2 separate regions of the Mus musculus genome follow, and region 2 is linked to region 1. Evidence: chromatin loops called from intact Hi-C (ENCODE). Cell type or tissue: left cerebral cortex. All regions are shown on one strand. Links, peaks and the distances in the headings refer to the core of each region. The heading gives the core; the rest is flanking DNA.

What was found. Hi-C counts contacts between places; a loop is a spot of excess contacts. Peaks named below come from ENCODE experiments on the same cell type or tissue, not always from the same donor. Only the 100,000 strongest peaks of a DNase experiment are listed, where the experiment ranks them.
Region 2: a loop joins it to region 1, with 3 times the contacts of the local background. A loop is called at or near these places in 19 of 42 quality-filtered maps.

Annotation. Positions count from the first base shown.
Region 1 is chr1:52,643,378-52,658,650 of GRCm38, reverse strand. Nemp2 (nuclear envelope integral membrane protein 2) reads right to left here. Exons shown (of 9, transcript NM_001142647.1): 7 at 13,165-13,390; 8 at 9,725-9,901; 9 at 6,732-8,945. The coding sequence ends at 8,807. It also overlaps a transcript of Mfsd6 not described here. Among named protein-coding and RNA genes, the nearest start is that of Nemp2, 20 kb to the right of the region's middle. In left cerebral cortex, for the core only: no CTCF peak of the experiment used is centred there; DNase peaks (open chromatin) are centred at 6,593 and 9,845.
Region 2 is chr1:52,947,038-52,962,310 of GRCm38, reverse strand. 1700019D03Rik (RIKEN cDNA 1700019D03 gene) reads left to right here and starts at 9,471. Exons shown (of 2, transcript NM_144953.3): 1 at 9,471-9,696. In left cerebral cortex, for the core only: CTCF peaks have their summits at 6,944 (motif pointing right) and 9,864 (motif pointing left); DNase peaks (open chromatin) are centred at 6,959, 9,121, 9,875 and 10,615; H3K4me3 peaks cover 2,392 bases; H3K27ac peaks cover 1,825 bases.

The sequences.
Region 1 (15,273 bases), core at 2,302-10,301:
TTTTGAGACATCACCACACATTAGCTGTGTGAAAATATGTATAATGGTTGGATTTGTTTTTTTTTTTTTTCTCAAACACCATGGAACATGTGTTTTTCCTTCCAGGGGACCAGTGAGAATCGGGAAGCCTCTCCAGCTGGTGGAGCCCAGCGTGCCCCACGTGAAACTCACTCCGCCTCACCTAGAAACCAGCCATCCCCTGACACAGCAGCATCTCAAACGCAGTCCAGCCCTGCTCACCCCAGTGCTACCCCGCATGGACAGGAGAGTGGAGAGAAGCAGGCTCAGCCCACTGTGGGAGAACACTGAGGGTCAGCTCATACCCTGCATGGCACTAGGCACCTCAGCCAGGACAGGGGGCGAGGCCCCAACCCTGACCATGCCTCTACAAGGGGGTCACTGCAATGCATATGCTTCTAAATATCTAAACTCATTACTGTGGAACAACACACACACACACACACACACACACACACACTCACTCACACACACACACTCACTCACACACACACACTCACACGCACGCAGATGCACAAATGCACAGGCACACATGAGTAAATGTTGGCAGGAAAACAGAGACTGCCACAGTCCAGTAGAGACACAGAACAACGTCTCTTGGTTAGTTAGGTCTGACCTAACTTCTCCACCAAGATGAAAGGGTGAGAAGCAGAACTCACACCAAGTTGGGTGAATGAAAGGGCCACAAAGTGAACAAGGACTTCATCTCCCTCTTCTGATTATTTATTCTGAATATTGGGTTCTTAGTGAAAAGTGAGAGGGAAAAAAGTATATCTATAGTTTTATTCGTCTTGAAGAAAAGAACTTTAAAAAATATAAGACATATTGAAAAGGGAACCAGATGGAACTTAGTAGAACATATGCTTTTTTTGTTGTTTAGAAAAGTTCACTGAACTTTGTACATCTCTAGCAAATCTATTTTTATATGCATATAGTATATAGTGAGCATAGTTCTTTGGGACGCAAAGCTGTTGCTGACTACTGCATACTGAGTTGAGCTTTAAAATGTCTTTGATGCAATGGGCTGTGAGAATGAGCAGAAGTGAGAGGCTATTTCAAAGACTCCAAGCAACTCAGTATCCTAAGACATGACAGACAAGGCCTTCCTAAGCAGACCCTTCTATAGCAGCCTCTGATGCTGGATTTTAATTAGACTTGGGTTCTAATTAGCTAATGGAATTAAAAAAAAAAAAGACAACTCACCAGATTCCTAAGTGTTAAGCTAAAGAGTACTATTTACAAACAGCAGGATAAGATTTAAGTGCCTGGGGGAGGGACATGATGTTTAAAACTTACATAGTAGGTCTGTTTTGTTTGTGAAGGAGTAAGTAGGGAACCAGGAATGGGAATTCTGGGAATAAGAATGACTTTCTAAAGACTTAAGACAAGAATCTTAGAATATTCTTCTCCCCCAAACCATAGTCATACACTGAAAACTTTTGGGTTTGAGCTACAAACTACACCAGGTACCACCCCAGATAGAGGGTGTCTTGGGTGACTGCATGTAGAGCTTGCTCCTAGAAGGAAAGCAGAGGCTGTAAGAAGCCAAGGGATGCCTGCCTATATGGAAGGGGGATGCTGCTGTGGTTGAATGGGGGTCAGTCATATTGTGGATGGACACCAGAATGGTTCGAAATGGAAGCTCACCCTAGCCTCTAACATAGGAGACAGGATCAGCTGTACAGTGAAGGCCTCTGTGTGACCGTTCTGCCTGCCCCTGCCTCGGGAGGAAACATTCTACACCTGGATGCCTAGCTTCACTACAAAACACAGCTTGGAATGATGGGAACAATTAAGCTGATGGTTACTTTTGCACTTGAATGGTACTGCACTGTCAACCCCCAAGGCTCATTTTAAGTGACCTTTAAAATCAGATGTATTTATTATGCTCGTGCAATTACAGAAATGAAGTGGGAGACAGGCTGAGCCCCACCTATGAATGTACAGTATGTGGATTGTGAAAGTGACTGTAGGGAATCAGAGCGTTGTATCTTGTGTTTACAATTCTGGTTGATTTCTTTGAAAAGCTGCTGGTTTGGGAAATGCACAGTGGGTGTATTGAAATAAAAGGTAAATACCATTTTTAAATATTTCGTAAATGAAAAACACGTGACCAAACAAGAGAACATCCTCTGCTCTGTAATGAATGACACCAAATTCAATATGCCTTCGTTACAAAATGTTTACTGTGAGCGTCGATCCAACAGTGCAGTAATTTCTAGCCTTTTGAGCTGACACCTTCACGAGTTTGTGGACTTTGTGACTTTTTCTTCCTGTTCTTACAGTGCCATATGTCACTTGAAAAATATTAAAGTGAATTCCAATTAAACTTGATTTGAGAATTTTATAACCTCTCTTGAGATCCTTAGAAATACTCAGGGATGTCAAAGCTGAGGCTAGGAATCACTACCATAGTGATTTGTCCTGCTCCTCTCTGCCTGCAGGAAGTTATGCTACCCTAGAGTTCTGTGTGAACCCAACTTGGCTCGATGCTATTAACTAGACTATTCTTTTTTTTTAATTAGGTATTTTCCTTGTTTACATTTTCAATGCTATCCCAAAGGTCCCCCATACCCACCCCCCCAACCCCTTACCCACCCACTCCCCCTTTTTGGCCCTGGCGTTCCCCTGTACTGGGGCATATAAAGTTTGCAAGTCCAATGGGCCTCTCTTTGCAGTGATGGCTGACTAGGCCATCTTTTGATACATATGCAGCTAAAGACAAGAGCTCCAGGGTACTGGTTAGTTCATATTGTTGTTCCACCTATAGGGTTGCAGTTCCCTTTAGCTCCTTGGGTACTTTCTCTAGCTCCTCCATTGGGAGCCCTGTGATCCATCCATTAGCTGACTGTGATCATCCACTTCTGTATTTGCTAGGCCCCGGCATAGTCTCACAAGAGAGAGCTATATCTGGGTCCTTTTAGCAAAATTTTGCTAGTGTGTGCAATGGTGTCAGCGTTTGGAAGCTGATTATGGGATGGATCCCTGCATATGGCAATCACTAGATGGTCCATCTTTTTTGTCACAGCTCCAAATTTTGTCTCTGTAACTAGACTATTCTTAAAGCAGAGTAATAGTACATGCCAAAGGCCAGCACAGCTCAAGAGCCAGAGTCATAGGACAGTGCTACTTTATCGTCCTAGTGAGCTTGCAGTGGCAGGAAGTTGCAGTGGCAGGAAGTTGCAGTGGCAGGAAGTTGCAGTGGCAGGAAGTTGCAGTGGCAGAAAGCAGGCAGGTGGCTAGCACTCCCGGGGATTTGCAGCTTGCTCATGGGACTCCTAAGCAATATGCCTCTCGGCATATCAGTTAAGTAGAGCAGCTGCAAAAGGGGAAGTTCATCCATGGTTAGGTCATTTGTTTTTCAAAAGCCCTACCTGGTATACATAACCTTCCCCATTGAAAATATGAGGATTCTTAAGCGAATAGGGCCTAAGTTATGGGATCATGGTCAGAGCCAGGACACAGACTCAACTCTTGCTAACACCAGAGCCCTGCCTACCACCTTCCCATCCTAGTGGGAGGGAAAGCGTCCACGGTGGTACAAGACATAAATAGCCAAGCCATGAGTTCTGTGTGCCTGAAACCTATGTGTGTTTGTTTCTATTCTTGATTTCTAGACATTCTCTAAAACCTTAAATCAGCATCCCAAGCAATAGCCTTACCAATAAAACGTCCTGACAAGATTGTAGGCTACTTTTGTTGTCCCAGTATGAGTGCTATGGGCTGCTTGTGACTCTTACAGTGGATATGTACCTACTGTGTCTCTGAGGATTTCTATCTTTTTTTGTTTGGTTGGTTGGCTTTATTGTTTGTAGAACATGATTTTAGTATTTTCAACTGTTAATATTCAACAAACAGAATCATTTTAAGATATATTTTGTTGTATTTCATTTCTGATTTTATTAATTTAGATACTGTCTTTGTGCCCTCTGGTTAGTCTGGCTAAGGGTTTATCTACCTTGTTGATTTTTCTCAAAAAAACAGCTTCTGATTTTGATTCTCTGTAGAGTTGGTTTTGTTTCTACTTGGTTGATTTCAGCCCTGAGTTTGATTATTTCCTGCCATCTACTCCTCTAGGGTGTATTTGCTTCTTTTTGTTCTAGAGCTTTCAGGTGTGCTGTCAAGCTCCTGTAAGCTCTCTCCAATTTCTTTTGGGAGAACTTAGAGCTATGAGTTTTCCTCTTACAACTGCTTTCCTTGTGTCCCATAAATTTTGGTATGATGTGTCTTCATTTTCATTAAATTCTAAAAAGCGTTTCATTTTTTTTCTTTTTTTCTTCCTTGACTGAGTTATCATTGTGTAGAGCATTGTTCAGCTTCCACGTGTATGTGTGCTTTCTGTTGTTTTTATTGATATTTAAGACCAGCCTTAGTCTGTGGTGATCTGATAGTGTGCATGGAATAATTTCAATCTTCTTGTATCTGTTGAGGCCTGTTTTGTGACTGATTATATGGTCAGTTTTGGAGAAGGTACCATGAGGTGCTGAGAAGAAGGTATATTCTTTTGCTTTAGGATGAAATGTTCTATAGATATTGTTAGATCCGTTTGGTTAATAAGTTCTGTTAGTGTCTCTGTTTAGTTTCTGTTTCCCTGATCTGTCTATTCCTGAAAGTGGGGTGTTGAAGTCTCCCACTATTATTGTATGGGGTACAATGTGTGCTTTGAGCTTTAGTAAAGTTTCTTTTATGAATGTGGGTGCCCTTGCATTTGGACCATAGATATTCAGAATTGAGAGTTCTTCTTGGTTGATTTTTCATTTGACCAGTATAAAGTGTCCTTCCTTATCTTTTTTGATAACTTTTGGTTGAAAGTTGATTTTATTGGATATTAGAATGGCTACTCCAGCTTGTTTCTTGGGACCACTTGCTTAGAAAAATGTTTTCCAACCTTTTACTCTGAGGTAGTCTCTGTCTTTGTCACTGAGGTACATTTCCTGTATGCAGCAAAATGCTGGGTCCTGTTTACGTAGCCAGTCTGTTAATCAATGTCTTTCTATTGGGGAACTGAGTCCACTGATGTTAAGAGATGTTAAGGAAAAGTGATTGTTACTTCCTGTTATTTTTGTGGGTTTCTATCTTTAAACCACTTCCTGTGATGCAAACTGTCATGCAAGACATCACTTATGGGAAGTCTGGGGGCCTTTACTTCCTTAAGTTCTGCAAGAGCACTTGGATCCAAGTTAGGTGACTCTGTGAAGGTGAGAGTATGATTATGAGAGATGATTACTGGAGAGGGAAAGGGTGATTTCCCATCCAGACATCCTTCAGTGCATTGAGACAAGACACTTAAAACTCTAAACCACTCACGTAGTTTACACAAAAGCTTTAATAACTCCCTGACACAGAACTTCTAAGCCAACGGACATCTGGGAAAGTGATGCTTGTATGAGAACAGGAATTGGGAGGTGAAAGAAAAGTTCTTTTTCAAATCAGAAATCATATAGCTTAGGCAGGGCCAGCTGTGGCTTATAAAAGGGAGCAACTTGCTGCTGTCTGGGAAAATGTGAGCCAGCCCAGGTGAACATCTCATCTGGTTCCCATCTGCCCTGGGCCGCTAACACACTCGCCCTATTGTAGCTCAAGATTAGACCCAGATTTCACAGGGCAGCTTGGAGACTTCATAGTGCTTGGGTCAAGAATGTGGGCCTGGGGCCAGAAGTCTGTCTGGACTGAAGTGTCAGCTTTGCCAGTCACAGTTTATATGGGCCTAAGGCCTCCTGGGTAAAACTGAGGTTTCAGTGAGAGACTTGATAGTACAGAGCCAGGTAAATGTGTCTTCTGAGATAGACTCTGCTGGTTATGTGAGTCTCAGTGCCTTTATCTTCTGCCAGCTGCGATACACTGCAGATTGCCTAATGGGAGACAGGTCTAGAGAATGGAAGTCAGGTATGAGTCAGAGGCTAAACTGGCACCTCATCTATCCATGCAGTGTCACCCAGTGGGGAATCTGTGAAGGTAGCTTGCTCACAGGGTCATCTGAAGACATCTGTCTTGCTGCAGGCTTCATCAGACAAGCATCCCATGTGATTTATGTGTAGGATTCCACTGCAGGTTAGACAGAAAAGCCAATCCAAAAATGACACATCTAATTGTGGGGAATCCCCAAATAGAGGATAATGTGAGATCCTATTTGGGCGGTTATTGATCAGCATCGCCTCTGGATCGTAACTATGTATATGTTCAGATATATTGATACAATCCATCAGATATCCTAAAATCTGTAATCTCTTACATTTCTAGATATTTTTAAAAGACATAAATTCAAATATTTTCCTGTCACATGGACACTCCCCTAAAATTCAGCCCTAAATATTATTGGCAAACTACATAACTAGTTCACAAAGTGTCTTTGTGCTTGTAAACTGTGTTTTAAAACCCTTGAAAACTAGCATTCAAATGATATGATTTTTTAAACCATTTAAGTATAGCCACCTACGCTGCTTCTCACCCACACATTTGGTGTCAAACAGTCCAACTTGCTTCAAACAGGGTGCTGTTGGGAGGCATCTGCTGTAAGCAAGGGCACAACGAGGGTTCTGCTGTGTGTATGTGCATGTCTGCGAAGGTGTGAAACATAGCTGCCATTGAAGGACAGTCAGTCATTGGCTGCTTCAGAAAGAGGAGGAAGGTCAGAAGGGAAGGACTGTACACTGCTTGGTGGGCATTAGAAATGTCATTGGTCTTTGTCATACACACTGACTCGGAGCCCAGGGAACATTTCACCAGAAATGTTTTAATTGTTTAGCTTCTCACAGCTCTCACATAGCAATCTGACAGATCCATGATTCTTTCCAGAAATGAACATGAAAAACAGCTCTCTCAAAAGACGACCACTGTTTTCATTGTGGGTGCACGGGCTTGCTGGTGCTGGGAGCTACAGCTTCACAGTGAAGTCCCAACTGTGGGGTTGTTCTGGTGGCTCAGGGGGTGCTGATGTGCCAGACACACACAAACACATTCTATACTAGGCAAGCTGTGTAGTGAGAGGTGAACATGGCAATGCCCAAGTACTGACACACCTGACCTGTTACAATGCCCAGAAATAAAGCTACTGAAAAAGAAAACCAGATTAAGCTGTGGCAAAATGTTACAACTCCTGTCTATTTTTGCAAAATAGTTGCCAAAATGACTAGAAGCACATTGTTTACACACAAGTGTTCATGCCTGTGTGTATGTGCATGCAAACTCAGAGGAAGGTACCAGGCTCCCTGGGACTAGAGTTATGGATGGCGGCAAGCTGCCATGCCACTCAGATGCTGAGGACGAAACTCAAATCCTCTGTAAGGCTCTTTTTAGCCACTAAGCCATCTCTCCAGACCCTATTCTTTGACGTTTTAAAGTCAACACGTAAAGGCACAGATTGACCTGAGTGAGGTTTCTAAGAAAAGGAAAAAGACTCCTGATATTACCTATGTCTGTCAAAAGGCAGAGGCAGAAACACTGACATAGAGCGTCAAAGAGAGAGCATCATTTGAGAGTGAATATAGAAAGTTCCGAAGTCAGCATCACTCTCAGGGGATGACAGTGACCAAGTCCGTGTCTTGTCCCCCTCCTCCTCTCTCATGCTTTGTGTTTCTGTTGTTGTTTAATCATTACAGTACATAAGATAAAACACCCTGACTTTGATTCTCAGAGGATCAAGTAGCGACCTGTTCACAGAATGTCTGCCATAGCCAACTCTTAAGGCTATTTCTGCTCCTTTCCTTGGGCCCAAAGCCCAATTTGTAGCTCATTTTAACCTGAAGTTTATCATGGATCAAGAAACAAACATTTGCTCTCACTAAAAAAAAACAAAAGAAAACAAAACAAAAAAAAAAACCAGGTATCACAAATCTATTTTGTGGGAACTCATTGTAAACATATATAATCAGTTTTAAAAAATAAATCACAAAATGTCACAAATGCTTTCATACTTTCAATTTCAATATATAAAAAGTACAAAAATTATAATATTTTAATCTGTCTGCATATAAAATCTTATCAAAACATTAAATATAAGCCTAAGAAATGTTTCTTTTTAATCACAGTTATTAAAACAAAACAACAACAAAACTTGGGGCACCAACACCATGAGACCAAGGCTAGAGCGAGACAGCCCTGAACCTGCACATGAAGAAGTGTCTTATGCCTGAGTCCCAGATGCACCAGGGGCTGCCAAGGCTGCTAACGACACTTTTGCTCTAACTCTCAAACCTAAATTCCACCATCAATAGCATTTCCAAACATGAGTTCTAAAGATTGTTAGTCTCATGAAAAATGGTTTGTGGTTAGTAACTTAGAAGCCCTGTGCATGTCTGCTTTTTAGGAGACCCACAATGACTTTGTAACATGAAAGACCGAGGAGCTTGCAGAATATATGACTCTGAGTTAACCACAGCCAGCATCAGAATTCTTTCAGCAGCACTTCGTACTATCACGTGAATAGCACCTTAGAAAGCACTGATACTGGTGAACTGGTATGGGGGAGGGGAAGGACGGAGGGCAATAATGCAGCCTTTTGAGCCAGCTCCTGGGCATCCAGAAGGGAGTTAGTGCCTGGTGAAGGGAAGGTCTCAGGTTCTGTTTACTGGTCCTAAAGAACAGGTTTGCACTGTTTCCATGAAGGTCTTCATTCAGGGCATGTGGCAATGACACTTTCAGCCTTCACACCACCACAGTAAAGCTCTCTTGCACAAATGAAAACGAGTTTTTCCTTATTTGCATGGCTTATTTTTCTCTGAGGTGCATGGGTCCCACCCAGCTGGAGTAGGATCTTTGCCTTTTATTTGCATTCCTGTTCAGAATGAAGTCAACTTGCAGGTAGACTGTCAGTCTGCAGGCTAAAGAGCTGTTCCTCCAGGAAGGCACCCCCAAGGCCATACTGCTTTTCATGTGTGCTGACTTCCTCTGGTGACAGGTGGCTGGCTCCAAGAACAAACTCTGCAAACCTTAGAAAATTTTGTTTTAAATAGTTAATTTTTGATTGGATGGAACACAGGGCCCCCAATGGAAAGTACCCAAGGAGCTAAAGGGGTCTGCAACCCTATAGGTGGAACAACAATATGAACTAACCAGTACCCCCAGAGCTCGTGTCTCTAGCTGCATATGTATCAGAAGATGGCCTAATAGGCCATCATTGGGAAGAAAGGCCCCTTGGTCTTGCAAACTTTATATGCCTCAGTACGGGGAAACGCCAGGGCCAAGAAGTGGGAGTTGGTGGCGGGGGAGGGTCTGGGGGACTTTTGGGATAGCATTTGAAATGTAAATGAGGAAAATACCTAATTAAAAAAATAGTTAATTTTGTCATGGAGGTTTATCCGAAAGATGATGTGTGCCTCCCCACTTATCCCCTTTAATTAAATTTGAATTTGTGTCAGCTGAGGATAGCATGTAAACCTAAACAGAGGACAGCATATGTGATTTCATGTGGGCAGGATTATTCATCCACAAGCAGGTGTACCAAGTCATTCCTTCAACTTCCTCTGTTCCTTCTGAGTGTAGTGCATTGTTCAGATTTCACTGTCAATGCCTCGCTCAGATCTGCATGGCATCTAAGACCTCAGCAGCTCTCCCGGCAGGCCAGAGCACCCAGGAAGTAGAACTCCCACAATTCTGGTGTAAGGTGTAACCAAGAGGAATGGTTGCTTCTAAGCAGAAACGTATGCTGCAGATACTACGTGATTTTCAAATCACTTCAAATGTGTGCTGTGGCCAGGGCAGGACTTACTTTTTAGGAGCCTGGAGTCTGGAGACAGCCAGCCAGGAAGGGAAGTCAGGCCTGCAGCAGGCTTGGCGCAGTTCCTCGAGAGCCCTGGCTGTTGCAGCTTCAGCTTGCTCCCTGTACTCGTCATCAGTGAGATACCTCGCCACCTGAGGTTCTGCTGTGAACCACGGCCTCATTTTCCTAAAACACATGACACGTGGTTGACAGATTCCTGCCCAAATCAATCCTTGTAATACTCAAAAATATGCATTTTACACGCCAACAGTCATACCTGGGAGCTCCTTGTATGGCAGACTGCACTTTGCACAGCCCTGCCATGACAGAGGGGTAAGGAATGAGTCTACTGTGCTTGCCTCTTCTCTCCCTGCCATAGCAATGGCCTAAGGCCTTGGAGAATCAATTTCTGGTTGAGATGTTGATTAAACTTTTTTCATTGATTTCTAATCAAACAATTAGACAAAATGTCTGGCTTCCTACTTTGTCTGCTGTTTTTTTTTTTTTTTTTTCTTTTTTTGGCAAGCTTTCAATGTGTCCTTTCATTAAGACCAACAGGGAGGAACACCACTTACTACACTACGAAGAAGCTGGAATTGTGGGGTATCACCCCCACCTAGTGGTGGTGCCTCTGATTAACCCGACACAGAAAGGAGATGCTGCACAAGATCCATCAAGGAAAGGAACTTGAATTAGTTCTTCTTTGGCTACATACACACCAAGAACCCAGAGGCTGGATGTTGTCTTCCAGTCAGGAAAGGGATAAATATCATAAAACTATAGCAATCTGCACGTTAGGAACTCAAGATGATAACAGAGACATATGGCACCTGAACGAACGAACTGGTTTGAAAACCAAGTGACGTTGTTTTTTTTTTTTTTTCTCCTCTTCTGAACAACTAGCCAGGTTTCCTATAGGAAAAACCCAGGCTCTGACCCAGAACACTGGAGCACAACCCAATTTGAAGGTGACCTCACTGTCTGAACTTGGCCAATCTCTTCCTGGTTCCACTTCACTGTGTCACATGGTAAGGACAGCAGAATGCTTGCCTCATCAGCCACTGAAGAGATGAGGTGGGATATTTACACAAACTGCTCAGTCATCATCAAAAAAAACAGCTATTATATATTAACATAAACACAAAGAGCACTTTGCAAACTAGAAAGTGTGATAAAAAGTAAACACATTTTTTGCCTGGTTTATTATTTAACCTGTAGACTTCTTTCTACTTTAGTCCCTACTGTCTCAGATAATTATTCTCTACCAATGGGTAAAGTAGACAGCATAGCAGTACATATGTATTGCTATAGAATGCCCCTCAGACACATAATGGAGCCATCATGCAAATGAGAACACACTTGCTATTGGCAAGACAGTAGCTAAGGGAAGGAGATAGGAACTCTGTGTTCCTTGGGCCACAAGCCCGGCAGGCTGTGCAGTGGCCGGCCACCTCCTAGTGGAGGGGCCTCTTCTCAGATGGGGCCAGGAGAAAAGCCCTTTGGTCTCAAGGCATCCCACTTACACTGCTGCCTTTTATCCTATGACTACCTTGTACTGTTTCTAATGTTTTACCCAAGTGATGCTATCACACACAGGGCCACTAGATCCAGAAACTACCTGACACTATGGAGTCTGCTTCCTCACAGCCAATGATCAAGCATCTATTAACTCCCTTTACCAGCCTTAACCTCACTTTCCTACTCCAAGTCTCTCTCTGTGTCTGCCTGGACCACAGCAATGTCTAAGAATACCTTCTACTACAGGACTTCCCTGTTGACCCTATGCCAGAAAGCAGATGGGTCTACCCCACCAGCCAACAATTACTCATCTCTAGTTTAGTTTTTCCTGGGTGAAGTTTCTACTTTTCATTAGATTAACTGCCAGCATTTTCAGTGAAAGAATTACATCTAAGTACTAGTCTACATTTACAGTTTCCTTTGAATATCAGATCTGAAAGCAGAATCCACATTTTAGCAACAATCAACTCCTGCTTGTTTTAAATGCTGCCTTTGTGATGGGGGTGCAGTGCAGAGTTTCCCATAGTCCTGTTGGCCACCCACTGCCTTGCTCCTGCCTGGGCCCAAACTTTTGGACTTATACCTTCTGTCTAGACAGGAGGCAGTGAACGAATGGAAATGCGCACAGCTGAGCCCCACACCAAGCCCCACACACAGAACCAGGCTGGACTCCTCAGTGAGCCCATCCAGTATGGCCAGGGCACACCTCACTCAGTGTACTGACAGCACTGTTGCCTGGTGATGGCTTTATAGGGGGCCTTTTCTCTGTCAGGAATGCATTCCACATCTGTTCAAGGGCCACCCTGGGTCATTACTTAAGATTCAACCCAATGATATCTCTTGCAGGAAGTCCTTCCTGGATTAACACTTTAGTTCCGGGGGAAGCTGTTTTCATACTTAAAGGATACATAGTGTTAGGGCTAGAAAGAAGATTCAGTGGCTAAGAATGACAAGTGCTCTCCAGAGGACTGCAGTATGGTTCCCAGCACCCACACCAGGTGCTCACGACTGCACGTAACTGCAGCAACACAGGACCTTCTGGCCATTCTGAGTACCCACAAACATATGGCAGACACACACAAACACATACACACATATACACACTTTTTTTTTAAAGGCAGTTGATATATAATTGCATGCCCACATCTCTACAATATACATCCTCAAGAGCAGGACCATCTCCATCTGTGTGCCTGACACAGATGCAGGCTAAGGAAACACGTAACAATACTGTGTCAGCAGAGGTGACCTTATCTTTCTTTCTGTATTTTCACGAGGCTAAATTTAAAATGTAAAACAAAGTGAGCCCTTAATAAAAATGAACTGAGTAACTCCTTCCAATCATCCAGGACATTTCCCCCTAATTCCTCTCTTGTAAGCACAATTAATATCACCATGTCGACATTGGCTCTAATGAAAAGAAGTGTATGATAAAGGTAGAAACGTTATACAACCCAGAGCCCAAGCAACTTCTTCACTGATTCTAGCGAGCTCTAACCTCAGAGTAATTTGTGGTATAACTCAAAGAAGATGGAGCAAACACTTAGAGCTCTTGTTCCTCTAAGAAAAGTGAAACCTCCAGATTAAACATAATTACGTGGCTGGGCAGTCGTGGCACACACCTTTGATCCCAGTGCTCAGGAGGCAGAGGCAGGTATGGATCTCTGAGTCTGAGGCTAGCCTGGTCTACAGAGTGATTTGCAGAATAGCCAAGGCTACACAGAGAAATCATGTCTTGAAAAACCAAACCTAACCAAAACAAAACAAACAAAAAAACAACAAGGACAAAAAAAAAATCCCACAAATTAAAAACAAACAAACAAAAACCCCATAACTACTTGTAAGATGTAACCAAAAGTATCTCTTAAAACAATAAACTAACCCAGAACTCAAAATATCAGATTTGGTAGCCATAGAAAAAGGATACCCACCACCTGAGATAGCTGAATGCTCTCAGGAGATAGTGCAGACTCCAGGAGAACAAGAGGACGATCAGAACAGCATAGGCAAACTGAGGAGCGGCCACACCAGTGTAGACCAGAGCCAGGGAGAAGAGCCTCAGGGTCCACATGAGAAGGTCTCTGCTCCCCTCATCAGCAAGAGGCCCGTGACTGTAACAGGCAGCAAAGCTACAAAGTCCAACAACCACCACATAGCCTAGAAACACAGAAGAAGGGCAAGCATTTAAACCTGAGCTGGAAAACTGAGGTGGAAAACCTGACAGAGCCCTGGCTGAACAGTAACATCTACCAGTTAACTTTGATTTCAAAAATTAAGAAAACGAACAAAATGTTTCCTTTTTTCAATAAGGTTTGAAAAGCGTATCTACAGCTCATTAGTCCTGGATTTGAGTGCGAGCACAGGTCGGCTTTTAAAGATATATCATTATTGTTATCTGTCTGAGTGTGTACATCAGCAAGCGGTAAAGTCAGGAGAACATCAGATACCCTAGAACTGGCTCACAGGCAGTTGTTGTAAGCTAACCAGTCCAGGTGCTAGAAGCTAAACTCGAGGCCTCTGGAAGAGCAGCAAGCGCCCTAAGCCACTGAGCCATCTCTCCAGCCCGACAGGCTAGCTTCTGTAATAATTTAAGAAATATGCTGATTATTATGATAATAATAGTCATATCTGTTTTTAAGTCCAGTGTCCTGGGTGGACAAGTGGTTTCATGGTTGCTTTGGTTAAAAGTAAGCCAGTGGATATCATAGTTTGCTTACAAACCCTAGATTTAATTTTTAAGTTCTAGTCACTAAAGGAGAATGTAGTTTTACAGAGGACCAATCAGGGAGCTAGCCATGCCCAGTCCATCATTACATCTGATACATTGTTTCCAGATGGGAAGTATACAGCATTTCTAATGATTTTCACTGTAAGTGCTTAATTTGTTTCTAAGCAAATCTAGGATTCAATTTCTCATTTACAGTAGATACTAAGGAGGAATAAGTTAAATTTAAAATGGGCCTCACATCAATCTAGAAAGTGGAACTCTCACAGGATGTCTTATGTGGCTTCTCCAGCACCTTGGTGAGGAAAGAAGCTATGACGGGGCTATTACTACTGTCTGGCCTCAGTGGGAGGGGATGCACTTAATCCTGTAGAGATGTGATGCGCCAGGGCAGGGGGATGCCTGCGGGGAGGACCCTCTCAGAGGCAAAGGGGAGAGGGGAAGGGGAACCAGGAATGGGGGGCAACATTTGGAATGTAAGTAAATAAAATAATTAATTTTAAAAAGCCATATATAATAAAACTAAACTGTACTTGGGGGAGACAAAAGAAATTATGATGGATTGGGAGAGTTACCTGGCCTGGCAGAAGATTCAGCACAGCATCCAGGTTATAGAGTCAGCCAGCCAGCACAGGTAACTCAGAGTCTAAATATGACCTGTGCAGTAGGTGATTCTATGCAATTATGAATCTTTAACATCTAAGAGTGAGGTTAAGGATCTAACTCAGTGGTGCAACAGATGCTGAGTGTACATGAGGCCCTGGGTCCAGTTCCCAGCAATAACAACAATAAGTAAGAGTTATTCAGTTATATATAAAAGTGCTCTTGTTTCTTTAGAGACAAAGAGTAAAGAACTTATAGGAATATCTCACGTTATGAGTAAATTGTAAATACTTAATATAATAGGAAAATAGGCTAAAAATAAAGTGTTCAAGGATGAATTGCTTTTCTTTTGGCAACAGTATCCTCATATGTGAAATCTGATGTTAATGGGTCTGCAATTACCATTATTTCCTAACAAAATGGAAGAAATTTGTAACATAAAACAAGAAGATTAAACGGTATTTTTATCCTCTCTGTTTCTGAAAAGTCAAGTTTCATTACTAACAACCTCCCACTTTTTATACAGAATACGTAAAGAAAGAAAACTGACAGACGAAGAGAACCAGCTTTTGAAGAAGCTGATGTAATGCAGCTCAGATGCAGCTCAAGTTCAGCCATAATTCTCAAGCAGTTTTATTCTTTTAACGATTTGTACAGACAACTAAGAATGGTTATAAAGGAAAGTGGTGTAAAACGAGATCTAAATGAGTTC
Region 2 (15,273 bases), core at 3,488-11,487, 300 kb before region 1:
TTTTTTTTTCCAAGACAGGGCTTCTCTGTGTAGTACTGGCTGTACTGGAACAGGCTCTGTAGACCAGGCTGACCTTGACCCAGAGATCCATATGCCTCTGTCTCCTAAGTGCTGAGATTAAAGGCATATGACACCATTACCCAGCTAAACACATCACTTTTTTTTTATTGGATATTTTCTTCATTTACATTTCAAATGCTATTCCCTTTCCAGGTCTCCCCTCTGGAAATCCCATATCTAATCCCCCCTCCCCCTGCCTCTCCACCACCCACCCACTCCCTGCCCTGGCCTTCCCCTACATCAGGACATTGAACCACCTCAGGACCAAGGCCTCCACTCCCATTGATGCTAGATAAGGCCATCCTTTGCTACACATGAGGCTGGTCCCTCCATATGTACTCTTTGGTTGGTGGTTTAGTCCCTGGGAACACTGGGGTGTCTGGTTGGTTGATATTGTTCCTTCTATGGGGTTGCAGACCCCTTCAGCTCCTTAAGTCCATTCTCTAACTCATCCATTGGGGACCCTGTGCTCAATCCAGTGGTTACCTGTGAGCATCCGCCTCTATATTTGTCAGGCTCTGGCAAAGCCTCTCAGGAGACAGTCATATCAGGCTCCTGTCAGCAAGCACTTCCTGGCATCCACAATAGCGTCTGGATTTGGCAACTGTATATGGGATGGATCCCCAGGTGGGGCAGTCTCTGGATGGACTTTCCTTCAGTCTCTGCTCCACACTTTGTCATCATATTTCCTCCTGTGAGTATTTTGTTCCCCATTCTAAGAAGCACTTGATGCATTCACACTTTGATATTCCTTCTTCTTGAGCTTCATATGGTCTATGAATTGTATCTTGGGTATTCCAAACTTTTGACTAATATCCACTTATCAGTGAGTAAACACATCACTTTTAACCCACAACCTTCTACCTCTTGTCCCCATGGGCTTATGACCATTTTATACTATAAAAATATACTCATTACAACTTAAAAGTTCCCATATCCCAGTGTGGTGGTTTGAATAACTTCATGTATTTTAATCCTTGGCCATATGGAGTGGCACTATTAGGAGGTGTGGCTATGTTGGAGTACTTCAATATGTAGATGGGGTTTTAGGTCTTCTATGCTCAAGTTCTGTCCAGTGTGGAATGAGAGTCTCCTCCTGGATGCCTTCAGATCAAGATATAGAACTCTCAGCTCCTTCTCCAGCACTAGGTCTGCCTGCATGACGGTAATGGGCTAAACCTCTGAAGCTATAAGCCAGCCCCAATTAAATGTTTTCCTTTGTAAAAGTTGCTTGGTTGTGGTGTCCCTTCACAGCAATAAAGCTCAAACTAAGATACCCAACTTTATTCTCATAGTCATTAAGAATTCCAAAACTTTAAAAATCCAAAGTTTCTTAACTGTAAACTCCTATAAACAACTAAAACAAAAACAAGTTACAAGCTTCCAACATATAATGGCATAGAATAAACATTCTTATTCCAAAAGGGAAGACTCAGAGCATAAGAAGAATAAAAATACCAAAGCAGAACTGAATTCCAACAGGGCAAGCATAAAAGCCTAGAGCTCTTTCTTTATACAGCATATTATAGCTCTGGAGCTTGTGATGGTATCAGTGTGATTCCAAAAGGATTTGGAAGCCCTATTCCTCCTCCCTTGCTACTTACAGCACACACAGCTTTTCTCTTAGGTCCACTCTACTCCACACTTGCAGCTCTCCTTGGCAGACCTTCCATGGACCTGGCATCTCTGACACTTAGGTGTCCTCATCAATAGCATATCAGGGCCTCTCTTCACGGTTTGCAACTCTGTCACACGGTGCCTGGCCTTAGTGGATCCCCAGGATCTCCTCAATCTTGCATCTTCCATGCCTTCAAAACCAGCATCATGTGACAACCTTGCCAATTCCTGCTGCCAGCTTCAAGTCAGCCCAGCTCCTTAGTCGGCAGCTGTATATACGCTTCTGTGTTCTCACCAAGAACACACTTCCTGTTGGCCCAGTGTCAAGCACTGGGTTTCTCTAAAATCTCCTTAGCAGTTATAGACGTTTGCAGATTTTTCTGTTTCTGCACCTTCCCTCTCGGAAATTTTACTTTTCCCATACACCTTTCCTCCACCAAACAAATTAGCTCATCATCTTTAAATTTCACTTCACTTAAGTTCTTAGGACATGAACAGAATAAAGACAGGTTCCTTAACAAAATGTCACACGGACGGCCCCAGCCAAGTTCATGACATGACAGTCCTTGGTTCTCTCTTTGAAACCTTATGAGCCAGACCTTCACTGTCCTTCACTTCATTCCTCTATACACTGTTGTCTTCCAGGATGCCACTAGAACATCCTATTAAGCCCTGTTTACAGTACTCAGTGGTTTGGTTTTTTATCCCAAAGTTCAAAATTCTTATACATTACACTCACAAAACAGTTGCAAAGGCCTAAAACTCACAGGGTCAGTTTTATCGCAACAGCAAACCCACTTCTCACTACCGACTTCCTTCTGTCTCAGCTTTTTTTCCTGTTTCTTGGATAAAAGACCCAATCGAAACCAACTCATGGGAGAAAGGGTTTATTTAGCGCATGATTGGAGGTTATATTTCACCATAGCATGTAAGTCATGTATGGTAGGAGCTCTAAGTACCTAGTCACATTACATATGCAGCCAGGAAAGAGTAATGAATGCACATATGCATGCTCAGCTTACTTTCTCTATTCATACAATCCAGAATGCCATGCCTAGGGAATGGTCCCGTCCGTGGTAGATAGGTCTTCCCACCTCAAGATAATACAGACAGTCTTTTGCAGACATTCTCAGAGATTAACCTTAATCTAGACAATCCTTCATAGATATTCCCATAGCTCTGTTAACAATACTAACCATCATAACTGTTAATTCTGTTATGGAGGGTTTTTTGTGACCTAATTTACCCTACAGATTCCTCATCTCCAAGTGTCCTACAGTGTAGGCTAATTTCAATGTATGAGCTTTAGGGTGGATACAACTGTGTTATATTCAGTCCTACAAAGCTGAATCCTAGCAAATTTGATTACTTTTTCTCCACCAATTATGCACTGCCAAGAGCTTTGGAGCTGGATTGTTTTCCACAGTTTGGTTGGTTGGTTTGATTGATTGATTGATTGATTGATTGATTGATACCTAGTGCTGTTTCCACTAGTTTCTGCTCCTTTGCTCTCCCTTCCCTGTCTGCTATCAGCTAGAATGTATAAATGTGAAGACTGTTTCACTTAATTTTTCTCTTAAAGAGAAAGCATAATTAGTATTGACTATAGAACAGATGCATGTGTATTTTATGAAAGAGAAAACTGGTTACTCTGACCTATGTGGCTGTAGGGTGATACAATTGGGATGGAGATGATGGAGATGTCTAGTGAACCTTATCATTAGAGTCAGGGCTTTCTGATTGCTTTACTTAAATTAGACTTCTTGTAGCCAATCTCAATTCAGAGATCAGGCTGGTTGGGAATCTAATAGGTTGATAAGAAACTAAATTGAATTTCTTGTTCATAAAAACTGGGTGGCCCCACATCAGATGGAGGTGAAATTTGGCCGTAACTAGATTCTCTTTAGAATTGAGTCAGCGAATCCCTAGAGAAAGGATTTTAATCAAAATATCCATCCTTATCAATAACTGTCCTTAATTTGGAGGCTAGTCCCTAGATTGAGGAGGTGATTTATTTCAAGCCTGAAAAGGTTTTAGGGGGTTCTTAGAACTTTAAGGAGCTTTCAGGGAACAAGCCAAGAGGAGGGGCGAAGCACTGTGTTCTCTTGTTTAGCACACAAATCACACATGTGTCACCTAATACAGCTACTGTTCCAATGAGAATGCTGCAAAACTTCAAATAAAATGCAAAAGGATAAAACAGTGAGGGATTTATACTGCCTAAGAGATTTTACAGAATGTCGGGAAACCCAGATAATGAGACCACAAGGTAAGTGCAGCAGCAGTGGGTAGCTACCTACCTCTTAAGAAGGACCATTGGGTCCCTTCTTAACATGACCCTGGGCTCTCAGAGAACTTCAAAACTTGCTTATTTAGTTGCTTTGCAAAGGAAAATATCTTTATTTTATTCTGATTAAATATAATTAATGTTTATTGTAACAAGCTTTTAAAATTTTTGATTAGTGTGTGGTATATGTATATGTGTTCACTATGCACATGGGAGGCTAGAGTTCACAACTGGGTGTCTTTCTTTGGCATTCTCTACCTTACTTTTTGAGACAGAGTCTTTCACTTGAATTTGGATCTTATATTCTTGCAAGACTAGCTGGCCAGGAAGCCCCCAGAGATCCTGGGGGTCTGGGTCTGGGATTACAGGTACGAATGACCACCTTAGGCTTTTTAAATGGGTACTTAGGATCAAAACTCAGATCCTCACATCCATACAGTGAGTCCTTCCCTGACTGAGTCCCTGACCCCAGCCCTAGTGTAAAAAAGTGTTTACAGTTCTGAAAATGTACAGCTTTCTATTAAATTTTCACTTCCTTTTGCCTTGGTTACCTTGGTTTACTCAAGGAACAGGCATAGAGGATTCCTTCATCTTTTGTGTGTGCGTGTGCCTGCTTCTTTTTTCTTGAAGTATGGGAACTCAAACCCAACAAGAAGTAGTCCTATTAAGCATAGGAATCTTAGAAGACTGAGGCAAAACTAGCCTCAGACTGGTGAGTTATGAAGGGAATTAACTTGTGATGGCAAGCATAGCATGCCCATATACTTTCTGCCAGGCCAATGCGCTTCAGTTAGGATTTCTGCAGCGTGACTGGTTTGTGCCACTAACTCCACACTCATGCATAGCACTGTCCTAACAATTGCAAATCCATCCATCCAAGAACGCTTTATCACATTGTTTTGTAATTTAAGATCTTTCTTGGAGTCTGTTATCAGTCATAACAAATCACCTAGCCTGGTGCTTATGGGCCCCGTGCTTTGTAACTTAGACTCATTTTCTTCCCACTTAAATGTTCATGCTCCTGGCCATTCCCTGCTTTTAGCATAGGCTTTATACACTTAATCCCTTTTTCAACAACTGAGGCATCTGTTTCTTGGTCTGATGAGAGCTTGTCCACTTCTCAGCGGAAACACTTATGATTGTGTCTTCTCCCTTAGGCATTTGATGAGTTTCCTTATAGCTATTTGCTACTCACCTCATAAGAGGCTGCACATCAGTGCTGCTGATGGAATTCACATAGAAGGCCATGAGCTAGAGCCTTGCTCAGAAATACAGACGCAAGAGAAGAAAAAAACGACTGAGTACTTTCTGTTCTGTTCTGCTTTGTTTTGTTGAGACAGGGCTTCAATATGTAGCCAAGATTGGACTCACTCCTAATCCTCCTCCCTCCTCCTCCCAAGTCCTGGGTTTGTAGGACTGTGCCACTGCACCAGGCTTAGAAGGCTTTATTGAATTGTTCAAACCGCGTGGTCTGCCACTAGGGATTCAAAAGCTCTGATAGCAGCCCATCTTCTTTTCAAGTCCTGGTAAACCAACTCAGCAGCAGGGGACATTGCCCACATGGGCTGAAGGACTAGGAGCTAGATGGGAAAGATTGTTACTTAGAACCAAGGCCAGATTTAGCAGGCCAGTGAGCCTTTGGAAAGCAATGTGAACTGCATTGGCTTTGGAGTCAGGCCTGGATTCAAATATAAGTCCAAGCGTACATCAGTAGTTGCCTTGTATTTCCCATTGCCTTCTATTTAAAACAGGAACCATCGCCGCATGGACTATTTATTGTAGAAGGCTTTGTGGGTCTCAACTCACAGCTGCTCAATGACTAGTTACAGCAGCTTGTTTTCCATCAGAGGTTAACAGCTAAATGATAAATCCTAAGCCATAAAATGTTTCTAGGTAGGCAGTTTCTTATGCTGAATTTCCTGAAATTCTTCAAGTACCAACTTATCAGATCTTTGAGAGTTGATTTGATTTCTGAGGAGAATCTTTAATAAAATTAAACTGTTTTCTTAACTGATGGCCACAGAGAGAGTCACCGATCCTTGCATGGTACACAGAATCCCAAGGAAAGACTCAAGTATTTTGATAACATCACACAAACTGATTTAAACACTGTAGGCAGTGAGGTAATGGAAATTGAATCACACTTAAAAGCACATATAACCTCAAGAAAAATATAAAACGTGTAATACAGTGTGACATATAAATAATAAATGTGGCAACAATGATCACTTCAAGATTTACCATTGTCTCATATCCACATTTCACGAATACACAGGGGTGTGTGTGTGAGAGTGCACACACACGTGCAAACACACATACGCACACACACACCTGGGCCCTTGTGAGGTGTTGTTTTGGCCTTTGATTTGGTGAACTATTAGAAAAGAACTTTCTCACAGCAGTATGATTGAGGTTGGCACTGAGCTTCAAAGCCTTCTTAGGCACAGGGTCAGCTGGGAGGAGTGGGAAGGCTGTGTAAGTTTGCAGGAAGAAAGTTGGATGCTATTTTCATACTCAAAGAGCTCTTCACAAAGAAGCATTCTTAGGTGTCTTGCTTGCTTGGACTACAGAACATGTTCAAGAATCAACATGTGTGGCTGGTGAGAAGTCTCAGCAGTTAAGAGCACAGACTGTTCTCGCAGAGACTCCAGTTCTACGGCAGCTCACAACTGTCTGTAACTCTAATCTCAGGGGATCTGACTCTCTTCTAGGTACCAGACTTATGTCTAGATGCACAGAAATACATACAGGCAAAACATCTATACACATAAAACAAGTATTTTTAAAGGATCAACATGTATTACAATTTCCTGTATTGTAAATCTTTCCATTTCAAAACCCAGGTCTGGGTCTGAAAAACGTGTGTCTTTCACCTACTCACAGACAGGTATCTGGAGCTCTCTGTCAAATCTGAATAAAATCCTGGCACATGTAAGAAAAGTCCATGACTGCAGAGACCATTTTAGCCTGAATATCCTCAAGCCCCATCGGCAGAGGGCGCCAGATTCTCTGCAGTAGCCTTCTATCCAACTCCTTTCCATTCATATCGATCAAAACCAACCTCCAATCTCCAGAGAAAAGTCACCACTGGCTTGGAATCCGGCTTCTGGATGTGAGGAGGGAGGGGAGAGGGGTATACCAAGAAGACTGGCTGTGTGCAATGCTGGGGAACCTGAGGATTGTCTCCCATCCTCAGCCCATTGTGCATCCATCAGGGTAGCCCGACACTGGTGCAGTCTCTAAGACAAACTCTTGACCATCCATGGAGAGGAGAGGAGGGTCAGGCCTGGATCTGACAATCACAGTATGGTGCCAGACCTTTCTCCTCTGGTGTCAGCTTCTTTCTTAGACCAAAGGTTAAGAGTAGATGACTCCTCATAAAGATGATCCAGTGTGACCTCGAATAGAGCAGAATTAGCTTACACTTGGGGCTAGGGAGATAGTCCAGTGGCTAAAGTGCTTGCTGTGCAAATAGGACACTAGAATTGAGATCCTGAGCACCCATGTAAAACCCCAGGTGTCACAGTGTGCCTGTACCTCAGTGCTGGGAAGAGGAAGTCAGAAGCCCAGGGGCTTGCTGGCAAGTCAGTCTAGCCACATTCACCAGCCCCAGGTTCAGTGAAAGACCCTTTGTCACAATAGGAGGAGAGTAATAGAATAAAACATCTGACATGGACTTTTGGCCTCCACCTGCAGTCACGGGCACACACCCACACACACAGGCATGTACACACACATACTCTCCAACACACACTCACATAAAGAAAGTAATATGCTTGTGTCTGGAGTTCCATTATGACGGAAGCCAGAGACTAACATTTTCTTCTCTGCCCTGCTAACTAGGATGGATAGCTACAAATTTCTTCTCTCCCAGAGCCCATCAAGGCCTAACACTTGTCACTCAGGATTGGGCTAGAGATCACTTAAAATAATAGCAACATCGGTTGACTGAACTGAGAAAGATAAAAGCAAGCAAATAACATTGCATTTAATCATAATTATTTAGCACAGTGTGCTTGAAATGTATGTGAATGCATGCTCCATTTAGATATAATCAACTTTGTACACTGCAATAGTTGCTTATCAAACAAATCAATTTAATATTCATATTCTGTTTGTCTGGTGCCATTAATCACACTAAATGAAAAAATTGATATGTTTGAGGCACAATATTTTCAGGTCAAAGTTACCTTAGCTGATTTGCACAGAACTAAACTAAAATGCTGGATTCACTTAAAGCTGAGCTAGGTCTGGAGGGACTTCTTAGATCCTTTGCTCTCTGAGTTAATTTTTTACTGAAATGGACCTCCAAAAGGCCCTGTTTATGTTAGCCTATAGGCTTCAGGCTTTTCTTTAGGAGTGGGGAGAGAGGAAAGTGCTGAAGTGTGTGTGTGTGTGTGTGTGTGTGTGTGTGTGCCCTTGGGTAGCATCTTCAACTGCTCTGGACCTAATTTACTTGAGTCAGGGTCCTTCATGAAACCTGAAGGTTGCCCCTTTGGCTGTGGGTTCTCAGGAATCCACTCATCTCTGCATCCCCGCCCCCCCCTCCCCCCAATCCTAAGGCTGGGCTCAGCCTAAGCATCTGCATCTGTAAAGCAAGGAACTGAGAGAGTTCTGCTGAGGTCCCTTGGGGCATGAATTTTGCATTGACAATCCATTGTAGGACAGGATGGAATAATGGTTCTTTTGTCATTCTCTTGGGGCGGTTACTGACGATGGGAATCACACAGACAGATGCAGGCATCTCATGGAATGAGGTCTAACTGAATAATGGCTATGTTTTGAGGCGCTTGTTTCCTTAAAGGGTAAGAATATGATCTTTCTTGATGTTTTGTTTTGAGAAACAAGCGTTTCGATATTTGGGTACTCGGGGATAGAAAAGTGCAATACTGGACGCATTTTTAAATTTAGAAGTGCTTGGTGCACTTCCGAGTGCACTGGGGCAAAGTACTTAGGTCTGGTGGTGTCTTAGGGTAGAGCTGCGAGGCGTGGCGTTGGGATCAAAACAGGTTTGACTGCTAAACTGGCACTGGAGCAGCGCAGCCTTCAGGGGAGGGCCCCGGGGCAGGTGACAGGAGATCACCTGCGGGGCTGGCGCCACGCTGCAGCACCGGACGAGCCGCGCCTGCTCCCACGTGGACAGAGATCAGGTGATGTCTCAGTCCAGGTGGCTCTGGGGATGTGGGGCAGGAGAGGGAGATACAAGCTCACTTAGCTTTCATACTTGGTGGTCTGGATCTTGCTGGGGAGGTGGAGCCGTGTGTGAATAGGTTGCCGGGTGGGAGTGCGAGCTGTGGCCCAGCACTTCGGATCCCTTTGGTTGTGCTTGGAACCCAATGCTGTTGGGCAGGGGTAGCCCCTGGCGGTGCCAACACTGAGGGTTGTGCTCCGTAGCCGCGGGTCCCTTGGCTCCACTTTCAGGGAGCGAGCCGCGAACTCGTGAGCAGTTCTGGGAGGAGGGGGGTGGATTAGGAGGGGTGCAGGGGGAGGAGCCGGGACCACTGCCGAAGGACGTCCGCCCTACTCCAGGGGAGACGTTGTCTCTGCTGCCCGGCCATGCCGCACCTTTTCAGGCTTCGGCTCCCTTCCTGAGGCCCCGCCCTGGGGGGCAGCACCCACCCTGGGAGCCCGGGCTGCGGCCAGGGGCATGAGAACAGCCAAGCGCCCGCGCCTCCTCGGCCGAGGCCGCGCAGACTTGCGATGGCGGTGCAGCTGGCCCGCTGCAGTGTAGGGTAAGTGAACATCTGGAAGGTGGGTGTCCTGCTCCGATGCTGTGACCTTTTGACTTTCCAACCCAGGAAAGCCGGAGTTGCAGTAGTTAATTTTATCTAACATTTCACAGCCAGCTGTCCTGGACACAACCTCACATCCTAGGTTCCTTAATTGAGCCTTTAGCTCCATCTTCTGATCTTGTTCCGAGCCCACAAACTAAAGTATTTCATTGCTCATTGCAAGATGCAGGTTCATCCTCCTCCCCACCTGAAGAATGAATGGAGGTTTTCCGGTAAGGACACTACATGCACAAGTCAAGCTGTCAGGCTTGTGCTGAGTGGCACATGATTAGCAGAGTGTCTGTACTCTTGGAAGCTGTGGGAGGCTGAATCCTGAGGGGAAATGATGCAAATGAAAGAGAAATGAAAGAATAGACAGTGGGAGCCCAGCTACCAGAGAAAGCTCCAGACGCAGTCCAGTCGTTTCTCTTCTATTGCTGTTTTGACCCCTCCCCCATCTTTTACTGAAGGTAACAAAACAACATAAACTAGTGGGTAAACTGTCCACCTCTTTTTAAAGATCCGTCACTGCCCGTATATATGAGATGGAGATTTTTGGCAAAATTTCAGGGGGATAATATAGCTAAGCACGAGTCAAGAAAATCCGTTTTTCCTTTGAAAGGGGTTTTATTTCCTGACACAGCTATCTTGTATGTATGGATGGGAAATGGTATTAAGTATAGCAGAAAGGTTCTGGGAAAAATAGTAACTTCATATTTACTCTTTTCTTTCTTTTTTTCTTTTTGCTGTGTAAGAAAAATAACTGTAGGTACATTATGAGATAATAAGGGTACTTTAAACTGTGGTCTGCCCTCAGGCAATTTCAGTATGCTGTCCACACAGCACTGCTGCCAGAAGCCAGGTTCTGATTGGCCACTTCAGTGTGAGGAACTCAGTGTTTGGAGTTATATCCTGCTCCTGTCAGAAAAGCCGTGTTTACACTGAGCTGACTTCTGCTTGTGTCTCCTCAGTCCTGCCCCAGCCAACAACCTTTCAACTTCCAAGATTACATTCAGGATGTCTACTTCTCTTTGAAAAGAAAGTCTAAAACTTTAAATTTGGAGCTCACTCCCTAAAAAAAAGTAAAGAAAAGAAAAAGAAAGAAAGCAGAGAAGACAGTAGAGAAAGGAAAGATGTGTGGTGATAGAGTTTCTGTCTGCTTTAGCTGGCTGCTGTAAGGATGAAACTGTTAACCCACACAGTGCATACAGGTGCTCGGGAGACAGAATGTTTTACTTTTCTTTAATGAGTAACCAAACTCGAGTTAAACACATCAGCTTATCCTGAAACCATCAAGCAAATACTCTGAGCTTGACTAAAAACTCATACGTCCCTGTTGTTGTCAAGCTGACTTTCTTCCTCTTTAATCTGTGCAGCTTGGTGGTTTTGAGGGGGAACGCTTTCTCTCTTGGTTTATATTACTTTAAACCTCTAACTTCCACTTTAATGCATCCATCCCAGCTTTGATTCTGACATTCATTGTGTCAATTCTACACATCTGAGGAATTTGCTTGAAGTTCAAGTCAATGCAATGCACAGGGCAGGCTTTTATGTTGAAGGTTGCACAGTTAGAAGCCGGTGGCACAGCAGAGATGGTTCCAGGATTTTGAAGTCTGGTACTTATTATTCCTTTTCCAAAAATGAGGTTAATGCCATCCACTTTCAGGGTGAGTGCTGAAATTCAAAGTACTGAAAAAGCCAATCACAAGAGTGGCCGGAGATCTAGTTGGTCTCTAGCAGATATTGCTCGAATTAGTGAGCCGGATAAATTCTACACTTACACTGTTCTAGTTCATAGACTGGACTTTTTGAAAAGGTTTCATGAAAGGGAAGTTTAATCAAGTGCCTTGCTAAAAACAAACAGACTCTTAAGTTTTACCTGTGATTGACCAGAGTAACCAATCACTTCCAATTCTAGAAATACAGACCACTACCCCTGCCCAAGTGTTGCCTGCTCAAGTCTTTAATTTTACCAGAGATTGATATCAAACTGGTCTATAAAGCTTAGGAATTCTAATTCACTTTCTCCTGTTGGTTTTTTTTTTGGGGGGGGGGGTTGGGGTTGGGGTTTTTTTTTTTTTTTTTTTTGATTTTTCGAGACAGGGTTTCTCTGTGTAGCCCTGGCTGTCCTGGAACTCACTTTGTAGACCAGGCTGGCCTCGAACTCAGAAATCCGCCTGCCTCTGCCTCCCAAGTGCTGGGATTAAAGGCATGCGCCACCACGGCTTCCTCCAGGATTTTGTATTAGAGACTAACATTGGGCAAAGTTATGTGAGCAACTGCAGCTTCTTGAAACCTTCTTCTCATAGGATTTCGGGAGATTCTCTGGATATTCTTGTGCACACAACCCCAGGTTTTCTTGGAATGCTGGAGTCTGAGTGACTGGAATGGGGAGGCACAAGCAGTCTGTCTTCAGCTGGTTCCTCAGTTCTCTCTCCTCTTCCATCCTTTCCAGCTGAAGCTTACAAGGCTGGCACACAGCTGCTTGCTTTCTCTAACACTAAAAGACGCGGGTGGACATGGATGCTGGAACAGGCCAGCTCCAAGGAGGAGTGGGGAAGCCAGTGCTTTTAAACATGTTTCAGGGAACCTTCCCTCCCCTGAAATACTGAACCATTAGCCACAGGCAGCAACAGATATGCTAACTTCTTAAAAGAAATATCAAGTATTTCTAGTCAAGGTTTAAGATTTTTTTCTGAGTTCTTGGTCTCTGACCTGGAGTCCAAGTACATTTGAATCCTGAGTTCTCTTGTGTCTCCAAAGAAGAATAATGTTCGCTTTTCAGTGTTCAGAATTAGGAAGACTGCTGCCTGGAAGTTAATCTAATGCTCAGCACTTAATTCCCTCTAATTATTTGTACCTCCTACTTGTTCTAAAGTATCTGAATTGGTTTCACTTTGTAACATAATGTCTAAAATTGAATTTAGAGAGGGAGAAAAAAGAGTTCTTTGCTGTCTTGTGAGTGAGTGGTGCTTGAGAAACCCGTGGCTAAAAGGCATTGTGACATAAAACGATCTTATCACATGTGTATGCAACATATGCGACACGAGGGGCCTTCATTGGGTCTGAGATTCTAGATTGTTCTTTCTTAATCAGTGCAAAGCTGCATCTCACTTTGTTCCAGGGCTGTCGTAGTTAGGGTTTCCTTTGCTGCAATTAAACACCATGGCCAAAAAGCAAGTTGGGGGCAAAGGGTTTATTCAGCTTATACTTTACACTGCTGTTCATCACCAAAATAAAGTCAGGTCAGGGACTCAAGCAGGGAAGAAACCTGGAGGCAGGAGTTGATGCAGAGGACATGAAGGAGTGCTTGCTTCCCATGACTTGCTCAGCCTGTTTTCTTGTAGAACCAACCATAAGGCCTGGGCCCACCAATCACTAATTGAGAAAAATGCCTTACAGCTGGGTCTCATGGAGGCATTTCCTCAACAGATGTTCCTTCCTCTCTGATGACTAGCTTGTGTCAAGTTGACACAAAACCAGGCAGTCCAAGGACATATTTTATTCCCATCACAGACTCAGGGTGAGTGATAAGGTAAAGTCCCATGTCACCCAGAGTAAAGCCTGCAGCTAAGGGTGACAGGGCCTGCTTAAATGACATGACAAGTAAGAGAGGTTTTGAGCTGATAAAGGACACATCACAATTCTAACTTCCAGTTCCAGAACTGCTACTGACAATCCTGGATTACATGTCTTTTCATAATTATAATCTTAAGATATCCATCACTTAAAATAATGAGTAATTTGATGTTCCCAGGTTTAGGAGAAACTCCAGAGGAGAAGGGGAGGAGAGTGACTGGGAACAGCTGTGTTCCAAAGCAGGTCTAGATCCTTGGCACAGAGAGCCTCTCCTGATGTTCATTGTGTCAGAGGTTCAGACTCGTTTGTTTAACAGTGCCATTTTCTCTACCTTACACTGAGAAACTGAGTGCATGGGAGCTGCGTCACTGAGAGTGCTCTGGTGGTGAGCAGCCATAGGCTGTTTATGAGGAAACTCCACCGTGTTCTATGGGTTACTTTCAGATAGATCAAGACTCTATTTACGTACTTCCCAGCTTTTAATGTTTGGTGGAGTCTGTTGGTTTGTCATTTACTCCTGTTGTAAATTTGTAGTCCAAGTAAGTGATTCTCAATATTCCCAGAACGAAGACCCCCATTTAATACTGAAATTACATGGATCATACAAAAAAAGAAAAGAAACGTTTTGCATATAGTATTGGAGGACAAATAATGACAAACATGTTACAAACTCAGTGACATAGTTTTTAAACAGAATTTAGGTATTTTGTGTGTGTTTCTCTTTGTGTGTGTGTGTTTGTGTTTGTGTGTGTGTGTGTACATGTCTCAGAGGTAGACACTGGGTCTCTTCTTCAGTCACTTCCTACCTTATTTTCTGAGACAGTTTCTCGCTGAGCCTGGAGCTCACAGGTTTAACTAGACTGGCTGGCCTGCAAGCCCCAGGACTCCGGTCTCTGCCTCCCCAGTGCCAGGAGACCAGGTGCATCTTTGTTCCGCCCTCCTTTGTTACATATGAGGTACTGGCATTGAACCTGGATCCTCACAGTTGGGTGGCAAGAACTTTTACCCCCTGAGCCCTCTCCATCGGTCCTTCAAGTATGTTTTTTTTTAAATGAATTAGCACTTAATTAACTATATTTACATCGAAACTGATACTGTAGACATCTATATGTACAGGGTGTGTGTGTGTGTGTGTGTGTGTGTGTGTGTGTGTAGATTTGCATTAGTTCAAGGCAGAGCCCATTTTAAAGCTATAACTTGAAGTAGATGGTCTGTGAAAGGTTTAGAGAATGATATAAAATGGGACATCAATAAGCCAATGTTGGGCCTTTGGAGCCCTTCTGCCTGTTCACCTACCTGACAGATTTTAGCTGTGTTTTCTTAATTATTATTTTTTAGATAATGTTTCCTTGTGTGTAGTTCATGATAGTTTCAAACTCTGGATCCCATTGCTTTGTCTCCTGAGCTGTCTCAGGCACCTGTCACCATGACCACTTTTACTAGGTCATTTTGAGCAACCAGTACTAGTAGCCTTGGTTTACTGACCTCTGCCCTTTTCTGTATCATTTATGACCTTCTTACTTGGGATTTACTTTTTCTGTTTTAGCTTAGGGTGAAAGTTATGGAACTAATTTAAACTTTGTTTTTTACAAGGATTCAAATATATATAATGTAGTTTACATTTAAAGGCTCATTTCAGAATTTTAATATATTGTAACTTTTATTACATGGAAAAATATATGTAACTTCTTTTACAATCTCATCTTCACCTCATGGGCAACTTAAAAATGATTAGTTCCCAAATATCTGGGACTTTTCTGGATACTTTATTATTTTTAAAATTTTAATACTAGGGCAAGTGGGAACTGTATGCTGTAGAATTTCAAGCCTTGGAATCTGTTAGAGTCTCCCATATTCCATCCACCCTGATGAATGACCCTTAAGCACATGGCAGGGATGCCTTAGTTGTGTTCATTCTGCTCCATCAGTGGCAGTTGACCCAGGCTGGACATGATGTTT